2 separate regions of the Mus musculus genome follow, and region 1 is linked to region 2. Evidence: chromatin loops called from intact Hi-C (ENCODE). Cell type or tissue: gastrocnemius. All regions are shown on one strand.

Region 1 (5,000 bases), 340 kb after region 2:
GGAAGAAAGGCCTTGTTCTGAAAAAGAGGTGGAAACTCCCACCGTCTTCCTCCAAAACTTCTTCACACCTTTGGAACAGAATTCCTGTTCCACACTTGGGTAGAGACCTTCAGCCTCACAGGTCAGGGTCAACACAGCTTACCTGCTCCTGCCCACTCATAATAACTTGTGTTTTCCATTCTCCTATCAGCTAGTTGCTAGAATATGTCAGTCTTGTCATGAGAATTCTTACTTGTGGGTAAATCTTTAAAGTATATTCCCAATTTTACAAATGTAATCAATATGCTCAGAATTTATAAATATATTCTACAATATATGAATGGCTGCTTCTTGGAAGGAAAGAAAGACATCCACCATTCTGATCAGGAAAAAAAAACTATAAATATTCCTATATGGCTAGCATTGCTTATAATACTTGGCACTGTGGAATAAATGCTTCTTGTAGACACACAGCAAATCTAATAATAATCTGTCACTTCAAATACTTTAATTTTATGTGTGTATGGTGCCTGTGTGCCTGTGTATGTGCATGCGTGTGTAGGTACCCACAGAGCCATACGGCATTGGATACCTTGGAATTACTATTGAGTCAACTTATGTGGGTGCTGGGAACTGAACCCAGGTCCTCTGCAAGAACACCAAGTGTTCTTAACCACTGAGCCAGCTCTCCAGCCTCTCACATACTCTTTATACAGGTATCTTCCATCTTTCCAGAAATCAAATCAAGAGATAACTCTTAAGCCAGATACGGTCTATGTGCTTGAGGGTGAAAGAGAAGTATCAAGTGAGCTTAAAGGTAGCCTGGGCTACTGAGTAAGACCCTATCTTAAAAAGAGAAAAGGAAGAGGGAAAAAGCGATACTTTAAGCTCCTACATGAAAGCCATCTTGGTTATTTGAGGTAATCAAACAACCAAGACACTTCCAAAAATAGTCAGATAAATTCATGGGGAAAGAAAAGTTATTACAGCCAACTGGACGGTCAAAATGGTATCACAGAGGTCCATTCCAAGACAGGATCACTACTCAGAACTGTCCATTCCAAAGTGTTAAGAGATTGTCACTCATCTTTAACACAAGGTAAATGGAGATTAAAGATTTATGAAATGCAACTCTCCTTCAGTGTTAAAAGTCAAATTTATTACAATAGCAAGTGTCATGATTAAAAATGCCAGTTAAATGATCAAGTATCTAAATAATTTTTCTAATGTAAATACTAGAAATGACAACGCTAACAATTCTATTTGTACACAAAATATTCAAAACATAATGTCATGCACAAGGCCAAAATATAACATTGCACACTGTCCTCTGTCCATTCACCTGCTGGTCCCAGCGTCACACCAGCCCTGGCCTGGATGCTGACTCCTTGGACCGCAAGCCTCAAGGGAGAGTGCTCTGGACACTCATTAGCGAGCAGCATCAATGCTTAAACACCGCTGATGGCATCCTGACTGGGTGCTTGTAGTTCTCACTTCCTTCTCCCAGTAGGCTCCAGATAAAAAAGATGAGCTAGAAAAACTGTTTATAAGAACCAAAATGATGTGGATCCCTGTGTGTCCTGTGGAGGTGACATCAAGTTCAATATCAAGGATGAAAAGTGCACCAGCGTGTAACTTCAGTGACTCCCTCCCCTCTGCTCACTCTTGCCTCATACCCTTCAGGAGACCCACCACCAAGAGCAAACCAAATGCTGCATGGGGGATGGGAGGCACCGTAGAGGGACATTTCCAAGAATTGTCTATCCTGCCCTCCACTTAAAGTAGGGACCATTCCAGCCAAGTTTCCCTCCTTGCACCCCAGAGGGGTTTTTTGGTTATTTTGTATCTTATTCTGAGCAATCAGCCACTGCCTTTTGGATGACTTATCTGTTCCTGCCTAAGAACAGGTCCCCCAAATTTGAGGAACAACACAAGTATTGAACATGTTAGAAACACCTGAAGTCTGAACTCATTCACAGCAGGGGGCAGGTGATTTTTTTTTTTTTCCTGCAAATGAGCATGCAACACCCAGAGAGGGCAGGGGAGCTATGATGCTTATTCCTCTACAACAAACCTCCTCACCCGTCAATGTGCGTGCGCCAAGTGTGCAATCGCATCAAAGTTACCCAGTCTGACCCTGCATCCCCAATGGGCTCCTAGCAGATGCTGATGCTCTGTGTGGATGAGATGAGTCTAAGTGTACAGGGAGAGCGCCACCTATGTTTGGGCTGTAGGAGATCTGCCCCAGTGTCTCCCAAGCCTAACCCAAGGCAAAAGGTTTAGACCCCCTGGATAAGTGAGCAGCTGTCTACAAGGCCATAGTAACAGGCTTTCTGGAAGCTAGAAGATAAAAATAATTCACTTTGAGTCAATGGAGTGACCTGTGTGCCAGGAGTAAAACTCATCTTTTGTTTACAACATCTTCCCTAAGATGATCATGATATAAAGGTATAAAAAAACTCAGCATATTCAAATCTGAAACACATGTGCACACATATACGTACAGTACAAATTCTAAGACTCAATGCTTTCCATGGGGAGGAGGGGCTACCACTGTTCCCAACTGAAATCATCTCCTCTTCCAAAGACGAGGAAGAAGCCTTGAATTGTGAGGAAAATGACAGCGTTGCCGGCCAGCACAAGACCACAGGCTCCCCACTTGATCTGAAACACAAAAGAAGGGATAAGTCCTTTTCAGGTTGTATTCTTCTACATCAGACACCGCACTGAAGCATGACACAAGGCTGCTAAGGGGCTAGGAATGTCATGGGTGGAGGACAGAGAACTTCCGGGTCATGTTTAATGGATTCCACAACGCTTGTTAATTAAGTCTAGTAGCATCCTTAATATCGTCCTGAGGAGACTCATGGTTGTTTTCAGTTTGCAGTAACTGCCTCAAGAAAAACACATGGAGCAAGATTATCAGTGATCCAACATGAGGTGCAAATACCTCTTTCACAAAGAACAGAAATTGGAAAGTTACGAATCTGTTTGCTTCTTTTCTAGGCAAGATACACTGTAAACAATAATCCACAGCTGGGCAGATGGTTCTATAGAGTCATAGCTGGGGATGAGAGTGCCCTCTAGTGGGCATTTTTTCTTTTTTTTTTTTTTTTTTTTTGCTTCAAGTTAACCAACAGAAACATCTATGAAAGCTTCTTCTCCAAACACCACCCCAAGGCTGAAGTAGGAAGACTTACCACAAACTTGAGGCTGACGAATGAGGCCAGAGCCACCTGTGTTCAGAGCATCAGCGTTCCTCAGTGCTTAAGTAAAGTTCAAGCTGAGGCAGCATTAGGGGCTCTGGCTGAGCAGACTTCAGAGACCTTTCTGGCCTTGCTCTTATCTTACCTTCTGCTTTATCACACGACACTGTTCTTTATGCCACACACTGCATTTTCACACTCGTGTGCTATTCCAACAACCTTCCCTACTTTAATCAGACTCCTACTTGGCCTTAGAGGCCCTTACGGAGCAGCAGCTGGCCTTTCTCTCTTGGTCCTCCTATGGAACTCTTACCAGCTTCCCTCCCCACATGCAGTATTCTTTAGCATACATCCTCACAGGCCACCAACGTGTTCTCTGAGTGCTGACAGTGTAGTTTTTATTATTGGCATTTCATAAATAGAAGATGTCCATGAGATAGTTTCATATTAAATGAATAAACAAAATTGTACATTTCTGATGGCCAATGTGGTTGACAGAATAAAAACAAAAAGCAGGCAAGTCAAAGAATCTGAATAAATTATAGCACAATCTTTATTTGCCAGTCAAAAAACAAAAAAAACAAACAAAAGCCCGCACTGGGTCACTCACTGGCTATCCCTCAGTACATCCCAGAGTTCCTGAGAAGTCAGGCCCTGGCTCCTTTGATATGCCCTTCCTTCACTTTGTGATTGGGAAAGCCTTTCTACTGACTGACTCTATGGATTGCCCCATGGCTTAAGAGGCAGGAATATAAGAATGACTATAGAGAATAACTTAGTATGGAAAAAGCAAGACATCATATGCTTTGACTAAAAGTTGTAAGAGAAACCAGGAAAGCATTCTGAAGCTATGACGGAGACTCTGACCAATAGGAGAGAGAAACGAAAGCTACAAACGGCTCCAAAGAGAGCCAAAGCAACGGAAATAAACTCGAGGCCTCAGACACAGGCCCTTGAAACAAACCCTGACCAGAGTAAAACAACAGAAACCAGAACTCACCACATCCACACGAGCAAGAACAACAGGAAGTCCAAAGGCAGAAACAACAATCCCAGTGGTGAAGAAATACGCCAGTTCCCGACAGGCACTGCTGGTCGCGTCGGAGTCATATGTGACCCTTTTGGCAATGAAGTAGGGGATGGGGGAGATGACGTAGAAAATCAAGACGAACAGGGGCCAGTAAACGCTGTTTTCAGGGAACCCGGATGAAACCAAAAAGAAAGTTACATCTTAACTCAGAGGCATACTGTTGTTTCAACATGGCTATTTCAAATGTAAAAACATTAATCAATTATGAAATTCAGACATGCTATTTCTATCAAGCATAGATAAATATTCTTTCTTACTAATACATATGCAGCCTATATTAAGAAACAACTATTCAGTGTATGATTGAGAAACAACTGTTTTATATGTTAGAGATCTGCAGGTTTTTGTAGTCCGGGGGAATGAACCAAGGACTTTGTACATACTAGGCAAGCACTCTACTGTTGAGCTGCATCCTGCATCACTGGCCCTGATGAGCAACTCTAAGGACAGAATCGTAAAAATGCGCCTCTGCTTTCCCTACAGAACGCAGTACAGTGGCTTACATGAGCTAGCTTCAGGAAGATCCTTGAGTGCATGTATGCATGAAAGCTTCTAATGACTTAGAAGAGCCACAAGTGAGGCTTCTTATCTGCTACCTTATGTCTGCTTCCTCCTCTATCCACTCTGGACCACGTCACCCTCATTCTCTGAACCTACAGCCACCGCAGTCTTCTCTCGTCACTCTCTGGTCTCAAGCCTGCCTTGGGCTCTGCTCACGGCTGTGT
Region 2 (5,000 bases):
GGTTTTTTTTTGTTTTGTTTTGTTTTTGTTGTTGTTGTTTTGTTTTTTCTTTTTTTTTTAAATTTTATAAGGGACTGGTTGTGTGAACCTTTGAAGATTGGAAGAGGAGAACAAGACCACTGTAACAATCCAGAGAATAACCTTCAGCATGGACATGATGGGACATCAGCAGAACTCCCAGAAAGGGGCAGCCAAGCAGAAAGAGATGGGGTTTCCAGGACTGAACACCTATGAATTGGTTTCAGCTAATGTTGGGATTAGAGATCTCAAAGCTGTGTGCAGATTACTATGGAAGGACAAGATGCCAGCCAAGGCCTGCACTATCAAGAGACTGCAAGGTCTACCTGGTGAGGAGCTAAGATTTCAAAAGCCTCCACTCTCCCCAGTGTCTTTCTTGGTCTTCCTCTTGCTTGTGAATCAGGAAGTGAGCTCTCAGCAGGTCCTGCTGCCATGTTTTGTTCCACCGTCATGAACTCTAACCCTCTGAAACCTAAAGCCCATAAATGATTTTGTTTATAATTTGTCTTAGCCACAGTGTTTTGTCACAGCTACAGAAAATAACTATGACTGAGGACAAGAGAGTGGGAGTGGGTATGCCCAGGGAACATTCAGAAACTACCGGCAGGTACTTTGGGTTTCCCCATTTTTCACTCCACTCTTGAGGGATTTAGGGTGTCAATGCTCCAACTGCCTGCAAAATTGAGGCATCAGTGAGCTTAGAAGACCAATCCTTATTACTTGACAAATAAAGAAATGGGAGATCTTATAGTAACAGTGAAAGTCCCTGCTTGTAAAACTTTGATGCTTGCATTTCACAGTAAATCGTGAACAAACAGAAAATGAAGGCAAGGTAGGCAAACAACTCAAAGAACACATGTCCCACAGCAAGTACATAAGCATTGCCTTTACAGGAGCCAGGGTATCAACGACACTTAGAGGCTTCACGGAGTCCTCTTGTTTACAGGCTGTAGCTGTATGGCCTTTGGGACAATCCTACTTTACAGAATTTTTACTTGAAAGCATTGTAACTATACATGTCCCTCCTCTGTTTTGCTAGCAGTTGATCAAAACTACTCCTGAGTTCAATAGCTACATGGGAAAAAGAAAATTGTAGGAGATAAAACCATGCCAGGAAGTTTGGTAAGGGAGAGCAGGTCGAGACCCGGAGACTCGGTGGGCACGCACCTGAGGCTTAGGTGACTCCCAGCTCCCTGGCAGACTTGGGACACATGCCATGCTTCTCACATAAAAGAGACACAGGTCACATAGGCTCAAGACAGAGGTCTCCATGCTAATGAAGTAGCTAGAGTTCCGGAGGGCATAGCCAATAAGCTTTCCTTCCCAGACATTCCTCCCTGCAAAAGGTATTTAATCCCAGGCCCACCCTGAGAAGCGGGGCATGGTTTTATGCATCCACTTTCCACTACGGCAAGAAATGATTCAGAACATGGAACTGCCTCTTTTCATTATGATCTGCAGTGGGGAGCAGTGGGAGACCACAAAGAAGGCCTTTACCTAAAGAGACACTGTCTTGTCTCCCATAGAAAGGCTCTCACTCCCAGCTACAACCTCCACCAAGCCTGTAGCTTTCAAGCCACCAACTCTCTCTCTCTCTCTCTCTCTCTCTCTCTCTCTCTCTCTCTCTCTCTCTCTCTCTCTCTCTCCCCCCCCCGTGGGACTAGCTCCCTGCTCCCCCTCCCCTGCACCCACACACACCCACCCTGGGCTAGACCCACTGCATTCTTTGCTCTTCCACGACTTCCAGCTGTGCCTGGGTGTCCAAGAGTCTGAGTCCCCCACAGCCCGACTTCAGCTTAGGCCCAGGGACCCTGGAACCAGTTCTGTCTTTCTCACACCTCAGACTGTGCTTTCCCACCCCAGAGTGGTGCCTAGGGCAGTGTGGGATAAGCACAGTCTAACTCCCTGAGTTCCACCTCCCCAAGCAGCCCTGGCCTGTGGTGAAGCAGATGAGGAACCCACAACCCTACAGAAATTTTCAAGGATGATTAACAAGGAGGACTGAGGCAGGCACGCATAGGGAATGGTTTAATAATGTGGGACTCTTCTTGGTTTGGTTTATGAAATCGCCTTCTGATAACGCAAGTGGAAGCCCAGCTTTTTTACTTACACATAACACCCCTCTCTGGAACAATGCATCCAATAACCTCAGGCCCCATTTGCATCCAGCTACATATATACCTCTCTCTGAACATTAGGATAAGTTTCTCCATCCTCCCCCCCCACCCCGCCATGACAATCATCAGATGTAGACAGATTTTATTCAATCATACCTTCCTTATGGAAGAGAAATGCCTGAACAGTTTGGGGTATATGCACAATCCTTCAAATGTGTGTCTCAAATAAAATTTCAAGAAGACTCTCTATTGGCTCTCTTATGCCTCTGAGTAATTGGGCATGCATATGATCAAACCCAAATGCATTATAGGAAGAGAAGAAAAAATAAATAAAAGCAGAGAATCACCCTCTTTATGCCCCCTAGGAATCAAACTCCTCCTTCTCTTGAATGTTGTAAGTGGATTATCCATAATATAAATAGAAACTATCAATTAATCAGGAGGCTCTGTTTCTTTACCTTATGCTTTTCCCCAGTAATCACACAGAAAACATAAGATGATCTATCCTTGACCTCCTATGCTAATCTGGCCAAGTCCCCCGAATAAACCACAGGCCCTCTGCACCTCACCTGCTTGGGTTCTTGCTGTTCGAAACGTAGTCCACTTTTTCTGTTCCTACTCAACTGTAGCTTGGAAGAAGATTGAAATTCAGGGGGTCAGGTATTCATCACATACGGGAAGCTTTCGTCTATTTTCCTAGATGACCAGCAGGTGGCAGCAGAGCCCAACACATAATTAGGACCACGGCGTCCTGGTACAGTAGTAACATTAGAGGAACCCAGTTGACTGTGTCTCCTTACCATTTTCTTCTCTTAACGGTGTGAAAACAATACCATCTAGCAAACCACACTTAAGGTTCTGAATTTCAATCTTCTTGCAAGCTACAGAAATGCTGTGCTACCTGTGGCAGAGAGCAAACGTCCTCAGTAGCCATAATAGGAAAGGAAAACAACCCACCTTTCCAGTGCGGAACTGCGGGGCTGTAGCCTTGGTAAGCGCATATTCCGCTCTCTGTACGCCCATCTTTGTAATTTGGGGAGGCATAGTGTAACTGACAATCTCATGTGTGTTTTCTAGTTCCCTGGAAATCTGGAGCCATAACCTCTCTGTTCTCTTCTATCATCCAATCCCTTTCTTACAACACTAAAGCCCAAGATGAGAAACGTTCTGAGAGAACTGGTTGGTTTGTAGCCACTTGACACAAGCTAGAGTCATCCAAGGGGAAGAAACCTGGATTGAAGAACAGTCACCATCAGATTGGTCTATAGGGCATCAAATATGATGATGGATGTGGGATAGTCCAGTCCACTGTGGGTAGCCCCACCCCACCCCACCTAGGCTGCTGGCTCTGCCTGATTTAAAAATCAAGCTAAGTGCCGGGCGTGGTGGCACACCCTTCTACCTGCATTTTAACATTTCTGGCTTATCTAATGCTTATCCATGAGAATGTGGGTCTCATGCCTTCTACAGTTCCAACTGGATATAAGTTTTTTTATTTAATCTTTTCAAAATTTCTCTCCCACGAATAAATAGTTAGACTTTCCATTTAGGCTTTCTTTCTTTTTTGTTTTGTTTGTTTGTTTGTTTGTTTGTTTGTTTGTTTTTGGAGACAGGGTTTCTCTGTATAGCCCTGGCTGTCCTGGAACTCACTTTGTAGACCAGGCTGGCCTCAGAAATCAGAACTCAGAAATCTGCCTGCCTCTGCCTCCGGAGTGCTGGGATTAAAGGCGTGCACCACCACGCCCGGCTCCCATTTAGGCTTTCAAACATCACCATTAAGGTGTCAAAAATGTCCTTGATGGTAACAGGAGAGCCAGGAGGGAGTGTCTGGACTCTTTTTCTCTTCATTTCCTGGTAAGAGCTGGTTAGTACCCACCTATCTTGCTATTTCCTAAGTCACATTCCAACACTAACAAGTTGCTCCAGAATGCTAATGAAGTGCTTTCAATAATGACGCAAACAGCATAAGCATACACTATCCTGACCAAGATGAACCTGTCCTTCCAAACTGAAGGCTTCAAGTTCAAGCCATGCTACACACAAATCTAAATTTCAGCTTTAACCAAACTCCTGAAAATATACCAGACAATGGCAACAGATTTCATTTTGTAGAGTCCCTTCATATGGTTTTCCTTCAAGATGCTTGTCTTCAACTGGATTTGATTCTCAAACTCTTGATTGTGATTTATTGGCATTTAAAATATTGCATGTTTATAAGGGCTTTCTCAAAACCTACTTCTACATCTGTTACAGAACTGTCATTTTTCTAGCTTTACATATGAACATTTCTCATGACATTAGGGCTGCCCTGAGTCTCCTGCCTCTGCTGTCTGCTGACAGTACTCTAAAAGCAATTTTTCAACACTTTGATGCTTTGAATTTTTCCCTCTTCTAGTGTTCTGCTTCCCAAAGCAGCCACACCTCAGCGGCTTCCCTTGCTTTCCATCACTCTTGGCCACTTGATCCGAGTAAGCTACTGAACCCAGCTGTGCTCTCTTCTGAGAGTGGCTTCCCACACAATCTTTCTGAGCAGAGTGTGCAGGCAGAGAATCTGGTTCCAGACAACGCTGGACACATATTTCTGAAAGAGGAATTTTGGAAACTAAAGCAGTCAATTTGTCATGAGGACTCTAATGGGTCAGTTGCCCTGGGGACTTTTTTCTTCGGGTACCCTTCAGAGTAGATCAAACACCTCCCAGTTCCAAAGGACTAGCCTGCTCCCCTGAAACTCTTACCCACTTCACTAAGACTTAATTTCCTTTTGGCTTTCTGCTCAGTGCCATCATTTGTTTGGTATAAATCATCCCTTATCTGATGTTTTAAAGTACAAGACATGTGAACACTCCGCATGTGTAGGTGGTATGA

The links. Hi-C counts contacts between places; a loop is a spot of excess contacts. Peaks named below come from ENCODE experiments on the same cell type or tissue, not always from the same donor. Only the 100,000 strongest peaks of a DNase experiment are listed, where the experiment ranks them.
Region 1: it touches region 2 in a loop (9-fold over the local background); 24 of 42 quality-filtered maps call a loop at or near these places.

Annotation. Positions count from the first base shown.
Region 1 is chr4:101,655,481-101,660,480 of GRCm38, reverse strand. Leprot (leptin receptor overlapping transcript) reads right to left here. Exons shown (of 4, transcript NM_175036.4): 3 at 4,186-4,372; 4 at 1,123-2,643. The coding sequence ends at 2,527. Among named protein-coding and RNA genes, the nearest start is that of Leprot, 10 kb to the right of the region's middle. In gastrocnemius, a CTCF peak has its summit at 3,048 (motif pointing left); no DNase peak of the experiment used is centred here; H3K4me3 peaks cover 343 bases; H3K27ac peaks cover 1,825 bases.
Region 2 is chr4:101,996,579-102,001,578 of GRCm38, reverse strand. No RefSeq gene overlaps it. Among named protein-coding and RNA genes, the nearest start is that of Gm12789, 12 kb to the right of the region's middle. In gastrocnemius, a CTCF peak has its summit at 2,835 (motif pointing right); a DNase peak (open chromatin) is centred at 2,858.